6 separate regions of the Homo sapiens genome follow, and regions 1, 3, 4, 5 and 6 are each linked to region 2. The links are chromatin contacts, found by Hi-C or POLR2A ChIA-PET in ENCODE. All regions are on one chromosome and are shown on one strand. The core of a region is the stretch at or near the end of the contact, and the rest is flanking DNA. Distances in the headings are between cores, read along the strand shown. Region 1 holds the start of ABCA7 (ATP binding cassette subfamily A member 7). Region 2 holds the start of KLF16 (KLF transcription factor 16). Region 3 holds the start of GPX4 (glutathione peroxidase 4). Region 4 holds the start of SBNO2 (strawberry notch homolog 2). Region 5 holds the start of GADD45B (growth arrest and DNA damage inducible beta). Region 6 overlaps GNG7 (G protein subunit gamma 7).

Region 1 (2,859 bases), core at 1-2,500, 820 kb after region 2:
GACTGGGCAGGGGACGGGACAGAGAGGTCAGGACAACGGTCGGGCTGAAGACGTGCGGTGCGGCTGCGGGCAACTCCCTGCCCCTTTCTGAACCTCATTCCTTTATCCCACAGCGCAGGGTTCCTGGAAGCTCTGATTAGAGCGAGGCAAACAGTAGTCACTCGATAAAGAGGCTCCGCTACCCCAGGGGTGGAGTAAACCAATGGGAGCGCAACCCGCAGCCGTCCTCGCATCTGATTGGCTGCCAGGACTGTCGCTCTGAGCAGGGCTGACAGCTGGGGACTTAAAGATCATCCTCTAATCCTCCAGGGACCGAGTTTGGGCTTAACGCTTTCGTCACCAGGCTCCACCCCAAGCCTCACCTGGAAGCCTCTTCCAGGTCCTGACCCCCAGCCTCCTGCCTGGCCCAGCCCAGGCAAGGATTCCTTTCCCCTCACTGTTCTCCGAAGATAACAGCAACGAATATTGGCAGTGCTGGACATTTCACACGCCCAGGGGAAGTGCTGGACTATCACCCCACTCTACAGAAGTGGAAACCGAGGCCCAAGAAAGCAAACCCAGGCACCCAGAGAGACAGGCAGTTGCCCAGCTGGAGGCACGACCCCAGCTCTGCCCACACCTTATGTAGCATTAATCGCTCAGAGGGACCGCGGGAGCCAGAGAAAGAGTCAGGCGAAGGGGCTGGGATAGAGACTCCTGGAGTCAGCGATTCCTGATCTATTTTCCTTGGGCCGGTCCACCTCTGACACAGATGGAGAATCTGACGCTGACAGAGGGGCAGGAAGTTGCTAAAGGTGACCAGGCCGGAACTGGGACCTCAGACCCAGACCCTTACGCCAGGGTTCTTTCCTTTACATCAAGCGGGACTTAGGATCTGGGGGAGTGGGCTCAGTTTCTCCATTTGTAAGACGGGGCAAGGGGGAGTGCAGGAGTTCTAACGGGCAGGGGGCTGCAGGTGTGTGATCGGCAAAGGCCCTCTTAAGGGTCCCAGATGTCCGATGCCCCCCTTGAGAATCAGTGATCAATTCAGCCGTCGTCAACATTCACCGGAAGGAGGTCAGAGGCTGGACCCCCTAATTCCCAGGGAACTTGCATCCCTCCCGGCCCCAACCCCGCATTCTCGAGTCTCGGGCCTTCTTCCCTCTCCGAGTCCTTCTCACCTTCCAGGGGCTCCGCAGCTCTTGCCGCCTTCCCTCCGCCCAGCAGCAGGCAGGGAGCGCGCCGCCCCTTAAGCCAAGTGCGCTGAGCTTGCCCGCGCAGGTAGCAGCGCCGGGGCACGCCCCTGCCTCTGCACGCTGCTATTGGGCGACCTGCCCGTCACTCACTGGCCTGCTCCGTCGGAGCTGCGCGGGCCAAGGGAGGAGACGGGATCACAGAAGGGCCTCGCCTAGCCGGGTTTCTTAAAGGGACCGCGCGGCTCTTGCTGCATCACCGTAGGGTGGCGGAGTGCCCGGCAGGTCCCAGGCAGGCCGCCCTCCGGGAACGAGGCTGCGCTGTCTTTGGGGAGCCAGGCTGCCTCCCCACGTTGTATAACCGGCTGCAATACCGCAGCTCCGAATTGCAGGAGTTCCCTCTGTCCCCGCTGTCCCCGGGGCTGGCCAGGCTCCCTCTAGTTTAGTCCAGACTCTGGGACTACACTCGTCCGTCTGTAAAGTAGGGGTTCCACTAGATCATTCGTTCATTCATTCATTCCACGAACGCTCCTCGGCTTCTGCAGAGGATGGCAGGAGGGGGAGGGGGCCAACATTCTAGAGTCTCCGATTATAGTGGCTACCCTGATTTTGAGGAAAACCCGTTTCCCACTCTGGAAGAAGAGTTGAAATAAACTCTTCAGGCTGGAGGTGAAGCTGAAATGGGAGCGTGTGGGTCCACAGCTTTGAAGGCGCTGGGGAGAGTGAGAGGCGTGGGGACGGCTCCCGCGGCAGGAGGTGGCATTGCCGTTGGGGCTTTGAGGATAAATAGGAGTTCGCCAACGGGGAGACATCCAGGCTGAGGCCACGAGACTTGCGCTGTAAGGTAGAGTGCAGCCAAAGCGCATGGGGGGCATTTGAGGGAACTGCCTCTTCTCCAAATGGCCAGGAAGCCCAGCCTCTCCCTCTACCCCAAGTCCCGGCCCTTCAAATCATTCATTCCACCCAGACTCACCTGTGGCTTCAGCTTTTGCTCCTCCTCCCAATGGTGAGGTGGACATTTTCCCCTTGATCCCCCCATCCCCCAAGACCTCCTCTCTCCCCACAAAAGCATCAAAGCAAAGCACGCCCTCATCGACGCCAACTCTCTTGGCCACCTTCTCTTCGTACAAACAGAGGTTTTATTGCGTTTGGTCCACAGTCGTATTTCACATTATCTCACGGAGCAGGTCCCCTGGGTGGGGGGTCCCTGTGCAGTACTTGGCGGGGCATGTGGCCGGGGAAGATGGAGCAGTATAAGCTGGTCGGGCCCAGAAGGGAGGAGGGCTGGGGGCTCCTTAAAACCTACTGAGGGGCTGGGCACGGTGGCTCACACCTGTAATCTCAGCGCTTGGGGAGGCGGAGGCGGGCGGATCACACCTGAGGCCAGGAGTTCGAGACCAGCCTGGCCAACATGGGGAAACCCCATCTCTACTAAAAATACAAAAATTAGCCGGGCGTGGTGGAGCACCTGCAGTCCTAGCTACTCAGGAGGCTGAGGCTGGAGAATCGCTTGAGCCCGGAAGGTGGAGGTGCAGTGAGCCAAGATGGCGCCACTGCACTCCAGCCTGGGCAACAACCACAACTGAAAAAAAAATCTACTGAGGCCAGAGTGGGTTGGGGCGGGGAGCATGGAGAGGGGGTCAGGCTTAGCCCCAACAACTCAGAATTTCACTTCCTTGTACGGCCC
Region 2 (2,849 bases), core at 235-2,734:
CAGGGAACAGTGGTCAGCCTCAGGGCGTCAGCTGGGGTTGCAGGTGGGCGGGGGATGGGGCTAGAGAAGCCCCGAATCGGGTCAGGGCCTCTGTCCATGCCCAACCCAGAGCAGGAGGTCGCCGCAGGCCAAAGCAGCTCCGCCCCCTGGAGGCAGCTCCGGCCACTGCGCAGTCCCCGCCGCCCCGCCGGAGCTGGGAAGGGGCGGGAGCGCGGTCGCGACCGAGGGGGGCCGCCCAGTTTCTGTGCCCCCGCCGCCTTGGGCCTGCGAACTGGGCCATCCGCGTCCCTGGTGTCCCCCCTAATATTTAACAAGTTGGCCTGGACGTCCTCGCGGCCGGGAGGCCCGAATACCTGGCCTCAGTTTTCCCGTCCGAACCCCAAGAATCGATGCCTGGGAATGGAAAGAGAAGCCCCGGACCCCGGTGTCCCAGCAGGGCGGGGAACCTCTGACCCGCTCAGGCGCCCCCAGCCCAGCCCAGCCCTTTGCGTTCGGCCCCCTCTTCCCGTCCCCCTATCCCGACCCTCTGGGACCCAACCGGCCCTCCCCACCCCCAGTGGGGCGCGCTCTAGTAGCTCCGGAACTGGGTGCAAAAAGAGGAACGAACGCAGCCTTGCCCCACCCTCCCGGGCCCCGCCGCGGGCGCGGGATACCGGGTGTCTCGGCCGGGAGGCTCCGAGGGGCTCTGTGAGCGGCGAGGGGGAACCCCAGAGAAGAGGACGAGCAGATGCCTGAGTGCGGGGTCAAAGCAGGGCCCCAGGCCGGGAGAAGAGGGGGGAAGGGTCGCGCACGTGGCCTGGGGGCGGGGCCGGCCGCTTCCGCACCCCTCCAACCCCGGCCACGTGGGGATCGGAGCCCTCCTCCATCGCGAACGGGGGCGCGCCCGGGGCCAGGAGGGAAGCATCCGGGGAGGGGGCGGGCTCCCGCCGGCCGCGCGCCCCGGCGTGGGGTGGGCGCGCCAGCGAGGAGGCGGGGCGCGCTCTGGGAGGGAGGGGCGTGCCGGGATGGGGCGGGGCGCGCTCTCGGAAGGAGGGGCGTGCCGGAGAGGGGGCGGGGTCCTCGGCCTCCCGCCCCGGCTTGAGGGGGTGGTGCTCCGGGAAAGGGTACGGGGGCGCGCGCTGGAGTGGGGCGCGCCGGGAGGGGGCGGGGCTCCCGGCCTTGCACCCTAGCGCGGAGAAGGCGCGCTCCGGGCCTAAGACGCTAGGCGCTGGCGGAGGCCGGAGTGGGCGCGCCGGGGGGCGGGTTCCTCCGGCCCGAGCCCCGCCCCCGGCGGCCGCGCGCGGCTCGGAGAGTGGTGGAGGGCGCGCCGGGCGGGGGGCGTGGCTGCGGCGCCCCGAGGGGGCGTCCTCCGGGCGGGGCGGGCTGTGGCCGCCCCCGCGGGCTCCGGTGCGTCAGGACGCGTCAGGCGGGGCGGGGCAGGCCGAGCGCGGGCGTCGGCGGCGGCGCGCGCCGGGCCTCCTCCTCCTCCTCCTCCGCCTCCCGCACTCGAGCAGCCGCCGCCGGCCGGACGGACGCCGCTCCCGCCGCCTCCGCTCCGCCCGCCGCGCCGCGCGCCCTTGCTCGGCATGTCGGCGGCCGTGGCGTGCGTGGATTACTTCGCCGCCGACGTGCTCATGGCCATCTCTTCGGGCGCCGTGGTGCACCGCGGGCGGCCCGGCCCCGAGGGCGCGGGCCCCGCCGCCGGCCTGGATGTGCGCGCGGCGCGCCGCGAGGCCGCCTCACCCGGGACCCCGGGGCCACCCCCGCCGCCCCCCGCCGCTTCTGGCCCGGGCCCCGGCGCCGCCGCGGCGCCCCACCTGCTGGCCGCCAGCATCCTGGCCGACCTGCGCGGCGGACCCGGAGCCGCCCCGGGGGGCGCCTCGCCCGCCTCCTCCTCCTCAGCCGCCTCGTCCCCGTCCTCGGGCCGCGCCCCCGGCGCCGCGCCCTCCGCCGCCGCCAAGAGCCACCGCTGTCCCTTCCCGGACTGCGCCAAAGCCTACTACAAGTCCTCGCACCTAAAGTCGCACCTGCGGACGCACACAGGTGAGTGCAGCCGCGATCCCGGCCCTTGCGGGGGCGGCCGCCTGAGACCCCTCCCCCGCCAGGACCCCGAAACTGCGTGGCGCGTGGGGGGCGGGGAGGGGGGCGCGCCCGGGCCGCCGCCGCGCCGGCCGGCAGGGCGGGGCCTCGGTGGGTGGGGCGCGCGCGGGGGGCGTGGCGGCCACGCGGTCGGGCGGCGAGCGGATGGCCGCCCCGGCGGCAGTGGCGGGGGCTCCGGGGGCCCAGCGAGGTCTGCGGGCGGGATTGAGACTCCTGGGCAGACCACCTCTCTCCCTTTCTGGGCCTTGTTCCGTTTTTTTTTTTTTCTTTTGCGTTCTGGTCTGGGCGGTGGGCACCGTGGTTGGAGCATCCGGCTCTGGGGTTCTGGGTTCTCCCCCTCCCCCAGCCTCAGTTTCCTTATCTGTGAAAATGGAGGAGGAACCGCGTCGCCGCCGCCGGGGTGGCCGCGCGGATTCTCCCCAGAGGTCGGCAGAGCACCTGGCGTGGGGCCAGGATGGGGGGAGCCCGGCACGTTTTCTCTGCGTTCTCTGTATTTTAACGAGGGGGAGGGCGAGGCTAGGAGCGCGGGTTGGGGCCTGAGTCTGGGCGGGGGAACTTCATAGTATTGGAGGACCCTCGAGGGGCTCGGGTCCACACTGCTGTATTTCCCTGGCGTGTTTGTTCACCCCTACCTGGCGGGCGATTCGGGAAGGTGCGCGTAGTTGGAGCGCTTCGGCTACACCAACGCCCCTCCTAGCGCAGTCCCCGGGGCGGCGAGGGGAACCGGGAGCCTGGTGGGCCTGGCTGTATTTTTTCACTCCGTCCCCTCC
Region 3 (2,801 bases), core at 1-2,500, 760 kb after region 2:
CCTTGGCGGAAAACTCGTGCATGGAGCGCGCACAGCGCCAGTCGTCCCGGGACGCGCACTGCAAGGCAAAGGAAGCTGAGCAGGGAGCGTGGACGGGAGGCTGAGCCCGGGACCCTGAGGCAGGAAGGGATCGGGAGCGGGTCGGTGGCGGGGACACCGAGGCCCTGCGGCCCTGAAGACCTGAACGCTCCTCCTCCTTAAACGCACACGCCCCCTTGTACTTCTGGTCCGGTTTTACCGGAGACCCGGAGGCCGGGAGAGGGTTCCAACCCCAAAATGTGCCACATTAGCCGGTGTGGGGGCCCCGCGCGCACCGGGTCCTGGGACTTGGGACATTCGTGGATCTCCGGTCGCAAGCTGCGGGGACAGGGCTTCTTCCGCCGGCGCCGCGCCCTCCTGCGCCTGCACGCTGGGGCCTTCCGCCGCCGAGGGGCTCGCGGCCGCCGCCTGCCCCGGCTCTGGCACCGCTGCCTGCGGCGCCCGGGGGAGCCTGCGCCCGCGCGGCCCATACCCGCCCGTCTCCCGCCCCTCCTGGCTCCCCCACCCCGAGCGCCGCTAGCGGGGACAAAGGGCCCGGAGGCCGTAGTCAGGACTGCGCGACTGTGACGCCACCGCGCTAGGCCAAGGTGCGGGGGCGGGGCGGCGCCCGGGGGCGCGTGATCCGGGATTTCCAGCCCTCCGCGCCCCCAACCGCTCGGGCGCAGCAGCCCCGCTCGGCCCGGAGACGCCCCGCCGTGGCCCTCAACGGTCCAGCTCCGCCCCAGCCGTCCCGGACCCCGCCCCCTGCAAGCCTGGACCCCCGACCCCGGCCCCGGCACGCGCGCCTGCAACGGCCTGGACGGCCCCTTCCCCGACCACGACCCGCGCGCGTGGAACAACCCCTTCCCCTTCCCCGACCCCAGCCCGCGCGCCTACAACGGCCTGGAGGGCCGCGGAGCGCGTCGCAGTACGGTCACCCGCGTCCGTGCCCGGCCGGGGGTGGGGAGGGGGAGCCCCCAGACGCCCCCCACCAAGGTCACTGGAGCCTGAGGGTTCCCCACGCCGGCGAGCGGAGGCAGGGATCGCGCGCCCGCCCCAACGGTCACCGGGCCGGCAACGGCCGCGGCGCTAGCTCACCATGGTCCCGGCCAGGCCAGGCGCGGCCAGAGCCCCACAGAGCAGCGCCGGCTTCAGTAGGCGGCAAAGGCGGCCGAGGCTCATCGCGGCGGGGCTGGGAGCCAGCGGCTCCTCCCCTCGTCCAGCCGACCAATGGACGCGCGTCGGCTTTCCGCGCCTCCTTTCCCACGGCCACGCCCTCCAGAGCGCTCATTGGTCAGACGCGTCGGTGTTGAGCGCTCGCGCCGACGTCAGCCAATGGGAGGCCGGAGTGGGAAGAAGGCGGGGAAGGGGGGGCGGGACCGGACGTGCGGACTTGTTGTTGGCGACTGCGCATGCTCGCTTGTGTCTAGGAGGCCGTGGCCTGGCTGGCGGCGCGTCGGGAGGCAGCGCAGTTATCCGGCTGGTTGACAGCAGCGCGGCCGCAGGCCAGACAACCTGAGAATACTACTTAAGACTCGTCGAGGGGGTTTGGTTTCTCCAACTCGCAGAAAAGTGTCCCCAACTCTTATTTACCTTTTTTTTTTTAAGACACGGGGTCTTGCTGTGTTGCCCAGGCTAACGTGCAGTGGCACGATCAGGGCACACTGCAGCCTCGACCTCCCAGGCTCAAGCGAACCTCCCGTCTCTGCTTCCCGAGTAGCTGGGACAACAGGCTCATCCACCATTCCTGGCTAATTATTGTTTTGTAGACATGGGGGTCTCGCTATGTTGCCTAGGCTGGTCTCAAACTTCTGACCTCAAGTGATCCTCCAGCCTCAGCTTCCCAAAAGTGCTGGGATCACATGCGTGAGCCAAAGGCTCGGCCGGGATTTGCCTTTTTTTTTTTTTTTTTTCCGAGACACAGTTTTTTTGCTCTTTTGCCCAGGCTGGAGTGCAGTGGCGCTATCTCAGCTCACTGCAACCTCCACCCAGCCCCCGGGTTCAAGCGATTCTCCTGACTCAGCCTCCTGAGTAGCTGGGATTACACGAGCGAGCCACCACACCCAGCTAATTTTTTTGTATTTTTAGTAGAGACGGGGTTTCACCATGTTGGCCAGGCTGATCTCGAACTCCTGACCTCAGGTGATCTGCCCGCCTAGGCCTCCCAGAGTGCTGGGATTACAGGTGTGAGCCACCGCATCCGGCCAAGGGATTTGCCTTTTTAATGTAAATGAAACCAAACTGAGTTGGGTTTGCTTCTCATCACAGCTCCATCTTATGGGGGTGTCCCTACCCTCACCCCTGCCATGGGCGCAGGGGGTCAGTGACTCCCCATCCTGGGTCTGGTTGCTGAGCCGCTTGTATAATGTGGGCACTGAGACCTGAGAGTCATCAAGACAGTTACCACTTAACTGAGAACCTGGAGTTTCCTGGGCTCCCACCCCCAGGGGCAGCTGCCCACGCAGGGACGCGCGGTATGTGCTCAGAAAATAAACACAAGTCTGGAGGGTTTTCTTACACTTCTAACATTACAAGGTATGGGCACACCCGAGCCCATACTGCCCCACATCTTGGCTTCCAACTCTGTTTTTCACTTCGTGGCTTGGACATGTGGCAACAGAAACACTCATCTCATACTTGGGAACTGAGTCACCGTGATTGGACTTTGACCCCTGTACAGGCAGGGGTTTGGATTTTTTTTTTTTTTTTTGAGGAGTCTTGGTCTGTCACCCAGGCTGGAGTGCAGTGGCTCCATCGCAGCTCACTGCAACCTCCGCTTTCCG
Region 4 (2,841 bases), core at 4-2,503, 690 kb after region 2:
ATGTTGGGACAGACAGCTGAGTCCTCTGTGAGACCCTGGGTTTTCCCAGCTCATGACCAAGCACAGAGCAGCATCGATTAGAAGTCACTGAATGAATTAACAAAGTCATGGAGAAATCAACTCTAGTTTCAGGGGGTTGGAATGGGGGCAGAGGCCTCTGGCTTGTGGCTGCTTGGGTCCAGGGAGCTGTATCAGTATTGTCATGGCTGAAATTGGGCTGGGGAGGCGGTGGTGCCTCCCACACTGGATCTGCCTTCACTGGCTCAAGTCACAGGAAAAGTGCCCTGAGACTCCAGCTCCCCACGCAGGGCAGCCTCCCACCACAGCCACCGAGAGGAGGAGCCCCTCAGGCCCCCGTGGCCCTGCCTGAAAGGATCCTGCTCTCTTGGGGGTAGCCCCTGGGACTTACCCAAACCCCCATGTGCCAGTCACCATGCTGAAGCGTCCAGAACTGTATTTGGTTAGGGAGAGAGATTAATGAACAGAGATAACTTTTCGTGAGAGAGTATGTCTGACAGGCCCAGAGGTGATGATTTTATTTCATTTTATTTTATTTCGTTATTTATTTATTTATTTTTGAGATGGAGTCTCACTCTGTTGCCCGGGCTGGAGTGCAGTGGTGCGATCTCAGCTCACTGCAATAACTACCTCCCAGGTTCAAGCGATACTACTGCCTCAGCCTCCTGAGTAGCTGGGATTACAGGTGCCCGCCATCACGCCCAGCTAATTTTTGTATATTTAGTAGAGACGGGGTTTCATCATATTGTCCAGGTTGGCCTCAAACTCCCGACCTCAAGTGATCCATCCGCCTCAGCCTCTCAAAGTGCTGCGATTACAGGCGTGAGCCACTGCGCCCGGCTGGTGATCGTCTTAGTAGCTTTTGAGGGAGTCTCAGTTTAAAAGTCTCGGGTGAGTGAGCCCCAGTGGGGGACGTGGCACATGCAGAGGCTTGGAGGGGGTTCTGAGGAAGGAGGAAAAAAGGGGATGCTGTACCACAAAGCAGATTCCATTTCACCAGCACGGTGCAGAAGAGGAAACTGAGGCTTGAGGAGGTGAAAGCACATGCTGGGGTCTCAAGAGAACCAGGCAGGGCGGGATTCGAACCCAGAGCCGTAGGAGTCCCAGCCCCTTCCGAATAGCGGAAGGACCTCAAGGGATTGGCTTGGAAGGTGGCCCCGCCCCCGAACCGAGACCACGCCCCCGCAGGTGGAGGCCCCGCCCCGCGGCATGACCGGAAGTGCGCGGGGCCCCCAAGATGGCGCCCGAAACCCGGAAGTGAGCGGCGGCAGCTGCGAGGCTCGGAGAAACAGGCGCCGCGGGCTCCGCGCCCGGCCGGACCCGGGCCCGAGGTGAGGCTCTGGTTGCGACCCCCGCCCCGGCTCCACCGCGACCCCTGCCTGGCCCGACCCCGCTTGTGGGTCCGGCGCTCCCCGCGGACCCCTGCGCCCGGGGCTGGGGGTTCTGGGGGCCGTGGGGCGGGGGCGAGCGCGGCGGGACCCCCGCCCTCCGCCGCGACCCCTTCCGACCCCGCCCTTCGCCGCCAACGTTGACCCCGCGCTGCCCCGCGACCACCGCCGTGAACCTTGACCTGCCCCCCCGCCCCCCGGCGACCCCCTGCCGTGAACCTTAACCCTACCTTCCACGACAACCCTCCCAACCTTTCCTTCCCGCTCTTCCGGGTGACTCCCTGTACCGCGCAGCTTGGTGACCCCCGACCTTTCGTTTTCTGGTAACCCTTGACCCCGCACTCATCGGTGCCCCCGAGCCCCTTGGTGACCCCGCACCCGCTTTTCCTCGGTATCCTGGCCTTCCCTTTTGGGGACTCTCGACTCCATGCGCCTCGTGACCTCGACCCCTTCCTGGGAGTGACCCCCGGTCTCTCCCGCCGCCCCGATTCCTGACTCCAGGCTCCTCGGGCGTTCGTGCCCCTTCCTCCTCCTTGTCCCCGGTCCCAGGACCCTTGCCTTCTCGGCCCCGCAGCGCAGCCCTGTCTCCCTCCCTCCCCTTGCTCCCCGCCCCTCCCGCTCCTGGGGCCTCCGACTTCTCTTCTGGGGCAGATGGTTTTTCGGTTTCTGCATGGAGGTCCCCCGGTTTGGGATGGGGGCTTGCTGATATTAGGTGACCCCGGGGCCGTCTGGGCGGAGTCTGCAGAGCGTGTTGGGGGTGGGAGTGCGGGTCGCATTCAAACCCGGCTTCCAGGGACAGGCGGGAGGGAGGGTAGCGGGCTGAGATGGCCCGAGTGGGGCCCGGGAGCAGCGTGTGTCGGTGAAGGGGAAGCGCAGGCCTCCTGGTGGGTCCTGTCCCCCGTAGGGCACTCTTCCCACCACCCCAGAGTCCCGAAGAATAAGGCAGGTGGGGCCTGGAGGGACCAATCCCCAGACTGACCTGGGGCGTGGGGGGCAGGCGTTGTGGAGAGCCCACCCAGCGCCTCCAGGGACGCCGGGCACGGATGGTGCTGGGGCAGGGACGGTGGGTGTCTCCCTGGATGAACTGATTAACATTCTGAAAAGTTAAAAAAAAAAAAAAAAAATCTCTTAAATGTGTAGCCGGGGCCTCCCCTGGCTGCTTCTTCCCGGAATGCCTGTTGTTCCCGCCTGCTCAGAACGTCCTTCCTGCCTGTGACTGCTGGGACGGGACGGGATAGGTTTGGTGCCATCTGTTGCACGCCCTGTCAGCGAGAGTGCCCGGCCTCGGAGCTGGCCTGTGCTGATGCTGGCTGCCAGTTTGCCGGGGCGGGGGGGGCGGTTGCAGTGAGTGTTTTACAGAGGGGCAGAGGAAGCCGAGGTTCAAGAGAAGAGCATGGGAGGGGCCGAGGACCCAGGGCCGCAGACCCCGTGGGCA
Region 5 (2,700 bases), core at 1-2,500, 610 kb before region 2:
CTGCCCACGGGACATGCCAAACGTGGCTGAGCGCTGAGCTGTGCAGGACCAGTCAGCCCGACTTTGTTGACAAACACCGGCCCAGGTGCCCGGGCGTGGCGGGGCAGGGCAGAGGCCCGACTCACCGTGACCAGGAGACAATGCAGGTCTCGGGCCTCGGTGGTGCCCTGGGTCTCGGCCGGCTCTCCCAGGAGCTGCGCCAGGCGCTGCATGCCCGACACCCGCACGATGTTGATGTCGTTGTCACAGCAGAAGGACTGGATGAGCGTGAAGTGGATTTGCAGGGCGATGTCATCCTCCTCCTCCTCGTCAATGGCCAAGAGGCAGAGGACCACGCTGTCTGGGTCCCTGAGGGGGCCAAAGGGTAGGGATGGGTCAGCCGGGGACAGGGGAGGGGCCACCGTGCAGGGGGAGTTTGCAAAAAAGGAGCGTGCAAGAGCAAAAGAGAAACTGCAAGGGTGCAGGGGATTGCCTCTGCAAGCTGGTGACGGTGGGGGGAGGGGAGGGCACACGGTTCAAAGTATGGGGTAGGGGGAGACAGGCCCACGGCGGGAGGGGTGTTTGCAGACGATACATCAGGATACGGCAGCCCCCGATCCACAAAACGGCAGAGAAGCTCTGCATCCACAGCGGGGGGCACTTGGGGAAGTCCCAGCTCCATGCAAGACAAGCGTGCGGAAAGCGTCCAGAGCGGAGGGGAGGTCCCGTCCCACCCGCGCCCAGCCCGGGAAGGGGGTCTGACTCACACATTCATCAACTTGGCCGACTCGTACACCCCCACTGTGAGGCGATCCTGGCGCTGAGCGGCCACCAAAAGCTCCTCCACCGCGGCGGTCACCGTCTGCATCCTGAGACCAGGAAAGAGGGATCAGTGACGGGCGGACCACCGGGTGCTACGTTCCGCTCCCGGCCCGGCCCAACCCGACCCATCCCGTCCCGGCTGACCTCAGGCGGCGGCAGCCCCGGCTACTTACTTCTGCGCCGCGTTGTCGCACGCCACGAGCTCTTCCAGCGTCATGTTGCAATTATAATCCACAGTGGATGCGGCTCCACGGCAGTCCCCAGGGAGAAATTGCAAAATCCGAGCCAGAGAGCCCAAAACCTTCCCACAGAGCTAGAGCGCTCGTCCAAGACCTTCGGGAAGCAGCGAAATCCTTCCAGAAAAGGCGGAAAAATATATTGCAAAGTCCTTGGCGAGGATAATCCAGGAAGTTGCGGAAACCAACGGTAGTCCGACGCTTCGGCGATCTGAGCTGGGAGCCTCCGGCACCGACTTTTATAGACTTGAACATTGGGCGTGGCCTCAGTGGAGTCATTCGCCCCTCCTATTGGTGGAAAGACAAGGGCGAGTGCAGCTAGCTCTGCGGTTGGCCGACGGAGGGGAGGGGGAGGAGCGGCGTGCGGGGGCGCCCCACGTGGGGGCGAGAACCGGGAGGAGGGCGCGCGGGGGCCGGGTAGGTGACCGCGAATGCCAGAAAAGAAAAAAAAGCAGAAGTTTTTTTCTCCTGATTTCCCGGCAGCCGAGCCGCGGTTCGGGGCGCGCGCGGGATTTCCAGCGCGCGAGGCGGCCCGGACTTTCGGGGGGGCCTGGAATCCCCTCCCGATCCGCGGAGAGTCCCGGACCGCGCCTTTCCCAAGTTCTGCTGGGGGTGGAGGGGCTGCACCGGGAAGGGGCCCCGTTTGCAGCGTGATCTCGCCCAGGTGGTGGTGAGGGCCGGAGTCTCTCCTGGCTGCGACGACCCCAGCCCCTGGGTGATTTCGCTTCTCCCGGCCTCTCTGTTCCCGTCTGAGTAATGGGTCTGCAGCGCCGGCCTCGCTGGTTTGCAGAGCATGGCATAAAATACGGCTGACAGTAAGAGCCCAATACACATCAGCTGTCACCTGGTGGTCGCGGGAGGCCTCCTCGAGGGCCCCGAAAGTGGGAGGTTGCAAAGCCCGGGGCGCTCTGGAGAAGAAAGTGGGCGCCTCCTCGCCGACCCCGCGAGTATCAGGGTGGGGTGCGCGTGGGAGGTGCAGGTGGCGCGGCCCCGCCCCCGCCGGCTGCCTGGCGTTCCAGCCTTTGCCCGTGCGGAGGCCTCCAGGCCCTGGAGAAAGCCATTGTTGAGGGGAATGGTGCAGGCTCCGGCTGCACGCCGCCACCCAGGGCCCACGTGCAAGGATGACGGCTACTTTTATTTCTCACTCCGGGGTGGGCGCTGACCTGCATTGAGTGCGTGGTGCGGACCTGGTACCCCCCACCCCTCCGGATTCATGGATGATTTAATCCAAGACCTGGGAAGCAGGGGGGATGCTTATGTGCATTATGCAAAAGGGGAAACTGAGGCTTGGTGAGGCCATAGGCTAGTTCGTGTTGGAGCCACGCGTGTGCGCCAGGCACGGCCGCCTGCAGGACTCCGCCGCCCCGGGAAGGCTGTTCAGGAGCGAGGCTGGCAGGCCCCGCATGACAACGTCTCCCACGGTCGACTGGGGGCTCCCGGGTGACTCACATCTGAGTCCCCTCCCCCGCCAGCCTGGGGTCTGGCCTCCGCCCGGCGGCTCACTTTCCCCAGTTGCCCGGCTCCCCGGCCCGCGGGTCCGGCTGACGCATCCCACCTCCTCCGCGCCGCCCACCGCTGGGGCACGAAATGTCCCGGGGCTGCGAGGCGCGGTGGCGCCATCTGGTGGCCGCGCCGAGTTTCTGCGCCCTCAGCGCCGGAAGAG
Region 6 (2,721 bases), core at 83-2,582, 760 kb before region 2:
GGCGCCTGTAGTCCCAGCTACTCAGGAGGCTGAGGCAGGAGAATGGCGTGAACCCGGGAGGCAGAGCTTGCAGTGAGCCGAGATCTCGCCACTGCACTCCAGCCTGGGTGACAGAGCAAGACTCCGTCTCAAAAGAGAGAGAAAAAAAAAAAAAGTTGATGAGGGTTTTGGGCAGGCAGAGGGAATCGAACTCACTCCTCCGTGGTGATCAGCATGAAGGAAGGGGAGAGAAAAGGGGCAGACGAGCCTCTTGTGGCTGCCATAACAGGTGACCACAGACCCGGAAGTATCAATCCGCAGACGTGTGTCCTCTCACGGTTCTGGAGGGCAGAAGTACTAAACCAAGCTGTCTGCAGAGCTGTGCTCCCCTGGGCGCTACAGGAGAGGATCCTTCCGCGTCCTCTGGCTTCTGGGGGCTCTGGCAAACCTGGCTTGTGCTTACCGTCGAATTGCTCCAGTCTCTGCTTCTGTTTTCTGCTGTCTCTCTGTGTCTCCTTCTTTGTTTTTGTTTGTTTGTTTGTTTGTTTGTTTTAGATGAGGTCTTGCTCTGTCACCCAGGCTGGAGTGCAGTGGTGCCATCTTGGCTCACTGCAACCTCTGCCTCCCAGGTTCAAGCAATTCTCCTGCCTCAGCCTCCCGAGTAGCTGGGATTACAGGCGCGCACCAACACGCCCGGCTAACTTTGTGTTTTTAGTAGAGATGAGGTTTGTCCATGTTGGTCAGGCTGGTCTCGAACTCCTTATCTCAGGTGATCTGCCCACCTCGGCCTCCCAAAGTGCTGGGATTACAGGAGTGAGCCACTGTGCCCAGCCATTTTTCTTTAATTAATTTTTTGTGTCTGGAGTCTTGCTGCTGTGTTGCACAGGCTGGAGTGCAGTGGCAGCATCATAGCTCACTGCAGCCCTGAAATCCTAGGGCTCAAGCAATCCTCCCGCCTCAGCTTCCCGAGTAGCTGGGACCACAGGTGTGGACCACCACATCCAGCTTCAACATAAGTTTTAAGCAAATGCAATTAGTCCGTAACAGTCATTTTCCGAGGTTCCCCGTGGACAAGAATTTTGAAGGGACGTCACTAAACCCCTTGCAAGGGAAGTGAGCTTTACTCAGGTCTCAGGAAGCTCCTGGGGTGTGCAGGAAGGGGCGAGGTCACCCCAGGAGGAAGGCGCTGTGCTAAGGAAAGGTGACTGTTGATGGGGCCCCCGTTTGCAGAAACCTGTATGAGTCGTACCACCTCTGTGTAATCTGCCACCTTCAGAGCGCCTGCAGGAAGGCGGCCACGTCACCCCTTTTATAAATGAAACTGGAAGCTCAGGCTGGGAAACCCAAGGTCACAGAACCCAGCCTCAAAGGCAGCCAGCATTTCCACCGCAGGAGTCTGTTCTCTGCACAGAGCTGTCTTGCTCTGTTGCCCGGAGCCAGAGTGCAATGGCACGATTTCGGCTCACTGCAACCTCCACTTCCCGGGTTCAAGCAATTCTCCTGCCTCAACCTCCCAAGTAGCTGGGATTACAGGCGCACAACACCACGCCCAGCTAACTGGCCGACCCACGTTGGCTGGGGGTGCTGACGGCATAAGCTCACCCCTAGGTCCCTCTAGGGTGGCCGATGACAGGACCCTAAGAAGCTCACCCCCAGCTGGGATGTTTCGTTGAAAATCTTCTCTTTTGCCTTTAGTTGCTTGAAAACATTGGACTCATACCCAAGAGCTTTCTAATTGGTTTCGATAGGAAACGGTTCTGAGGTTTCGCCTTTTTTAATATCCTGTTGGTCTGAGACTGGAGTGGCCCCTGGGGTGGCAGGTTTCCCGGTGCATGGGCCCAGCTCTGGTGTGTGGGTTGGGGGATCAGGACAGAGGTTTGTGAGGGGGGCAGTGACCTGCCTGCAGAGAGAGGGGTCGGGACGACGGCCTGTAGCCAGGGTGCAGGGGGATCTGCCTTTCTTTCATTCTACAGGGTCCTCTCCTCTCCCCTCCCCTCCCCTCCCCTCCCCTCCCCTCCCCTCTCCTCTTTTCTTTTCTGTTTTTGAGACAGAGTTTTGCTCTTGTTGCCCAGGCTGGAGTGCTATGGCGCGATCTCGGCTCACTGCAACCTGCAACCTCTACCTCCCGGGTTCAAGCAATTCTCCTGCCTCAGCCTCCCAAGTAGCTGCGAATACAGGCGCGCACCACCATGCCTGGCTAATTTTGTATTTTTAGTAGAGACGGGGTTTCTTTATGTTGGTCAGGCTGGTCTTGAACTCCCGACCTCAGGTGATCCGCGCCCCCCCCTCGTCCTCCCAAAATGCTAGGATTAGCTTTATTGAGATATAACTGACACAGCGTAAAACTCACCCTTTAAAAATGTGCAGCTCAGCGGTTTTTACATTCACAGAGTTGTGCAACCATCTCCTTTATCTAATTCCGGAACATCCTATCACCCCCAAAAGAAGCCCTGTCCCCCATGAGCAGTCACTCCCCATCTCCCCCCGGCAGCCCTGCCACACACGCATCCCCTCCCTGTCCCCATGGATGGGCCTGTCCTGGACATTTCGTAGAAATGGGATCACACACTGCGTGGCCCTCTGTCTCTGGCTCCTTTCATAGAGTGTGATGTCCTCAAGGTCCATCCACACTGTGGCCGGCATCAGAGCCTTGTTCCTTTTCATGGCTGAGTCCTGCTCCATGGTGGCGTTTGCTGTACCAGGTGGGACAGAATGGACATTTCAGTGGTCCTCCGATGTCTG

What was found. Hi-C counts contacts between places; a loop is a spot of excess contacts on that map. ChIA-PET counts read pairs that join two places held with the same protein, here RNA polymerase II (POLR2A). Pooled maps may share reads with other maps.
Region 1: a map with no recorded cell type shows a loop between it and region 2 (5-fold over the local background). The contact joins the promoter of ABCA7 here to the promoter of KLF16 in region 2. A Hi-C loop is called at or near these places in 2 of 37 single-sample maps with no recorded cell type and 3 of 50 pooled maps.
Region 3: a pooled map shows a loop between it and region 2 (6-fold over the local background). The contact joins the promoter of GPX4 here to the promoter of KLF16 in region 2. A Hi-C loop is called at or near these places in 1 of 37 single-sample maps with no recorded cell type and 5 of 50 pooled maps. POLR2A ChIA-PET finds 5 or more read pairs at or near these places in 1 of 52 experiments (activated CD4-positive, alpha-beta T cell).
Region 4: a pooled map shows a loop between it and region 2 (4-fold over the local background). The contact joins the promoter of SBNO2 here to the promoter of KLF16 in region 2. A Hi-C loop is called at or near these places in 1 of 50 pooled maps. POLR2A ChIA-PET finds 5 or more read pairs at or near these places in 3 of 52 experiments (PC-9, endothelial cell of umbilical vein and naive thymus-derived CD8-positive, alpha-beta T cell).
Region 5: a pooled map shows a loop between it and region 2 (9-fold over the local background). The contact joins the promoter of GADD45B here to the promoter of KLF16 in region 2. A Hi-C loop is called at or near these places in 5 of 50 pooled maps. POLR2A ChIA-PET finds 5 or more read pairs at or near these places in 2 of 52 experiments (K562 and activated CD4-positive, alpha-beta T cell).
Region 6: a loop to region 2 is called in a pooled map, with 4 times the contacts of the local background. The contact joins the enhancer-like site here to the promoter of KLF16 in region 2. A Hi-C loop is called at or near these places in 2 of 37 single-sample maps with no recorded cell type and 5 of 50 pooled maps. POLR2A ChIA-PET finds 5 or more read pairs at or near these places in 1 of 52 experiments (activated T-cell).

What each region holds. Positions count from the first base shown.
Region 1 is chr19:1,038,498-1,041,356 of GRCh38, reverse strand. ABCA7 (ATP binding cassette subfamily A member 7) reads right to left here and starts at 1,250. Exons shown (of 47, transcript NM_019112.4): 1 at 1,161-1,250; 2 at 1-132. CNN2 (calponin 2) reads right to left here. Exons shown (of 7, transcript NM_004368.4): 7 at 2,292-2,859. RefSeq lists enhancers at 1-203, 2,096-2,595, 2,596-2,859, 2,685-2,859 and a silencer at 115-254.
Region 2 is chr19:1,862,214-1,865,062 of GRCh38, reverse strand. KLF16 (KLF transcription factor 16) reads left to right here and starts at 1,484. Exons shown (of 2, transcript NM_031918.4): 1 at 1,484-2,022. The coding sequence starts at 1,566. RefSeq lists silencers at 122-341, 412-1,511, 1,842-2,021, 2,072-2,241 and a promoter at 391-1,595.
Region 3 is chr19:1,102,443-1,105,243 of GRCh38, reverse strand. GPX4 (glutathione peroxidase 4) reads right to left here and starts at 1,250. Exons shown (of 7, transcript NM_002085.5): 1 at 1,117-1,250; 2 at 1-58. The coding sequence starts at 1,200. RefSeq lists silencers at 415-1,434, 1,445-1,524 and enhancers at 2,127-2,206, 2,227-2,276, 2,307-2,676.
Region 4 is chr19:1,172,680-1,175,520 of GRCh38, reverse strand. SBNO2 (strawberry notch homolog 2) reads left to right here and starts at 1,253. Exons shown (of 32, transcript NM_014963.3): 1 at 1,253-1,349. LOC102725180 (collagen alpha-1(VII) chain) reads right to left here. Exons shown (of 3, transcript XR_005647046.2): 2 at 1,637-2,502; 3 at 528-961. RefSeq lists enhancers at 893-942, 2,327-2,841 and a silencer at 1,083-1,392.
Region 5 is chr19:2,474,677-2,477,376 of GRCh38, reverse strand. GADD45B (growth arrest and DNA damage inducible beta) reads right to left here and starts at 1,250. Exons shown (of 4, transcript NM_015675.4): 1 at 975-1,250; 2 at 747-848; 3 at 126-348. The coding sequence starts at 1,018. RefSeq lists enhancers at 1-9, 80-239, 250-359, 1-590, 520-609 and 2 more and silencers at 1,990-2,099, 2,470-2,609.
Region 6 is chr19:2,619,507-2,622,227 of GRCh38, reverse strand. The region is part of intron 2 of GNG7 (G protein subunit gamma 7); the gene reads left to right. Among named protein-coding and RNA genes, the nearest start is that of MIR7850, 9.8 kb to the left of the region's middle. RefSeq lists enhancers at 52-251, 1,131-1,430. Within about 2 kb of position 1,332, at least 25 of the 41 ENCODE cell types and tissues checked have a DNase peak (open chromatin) inside an H3K27ac peak, as active enhancers do.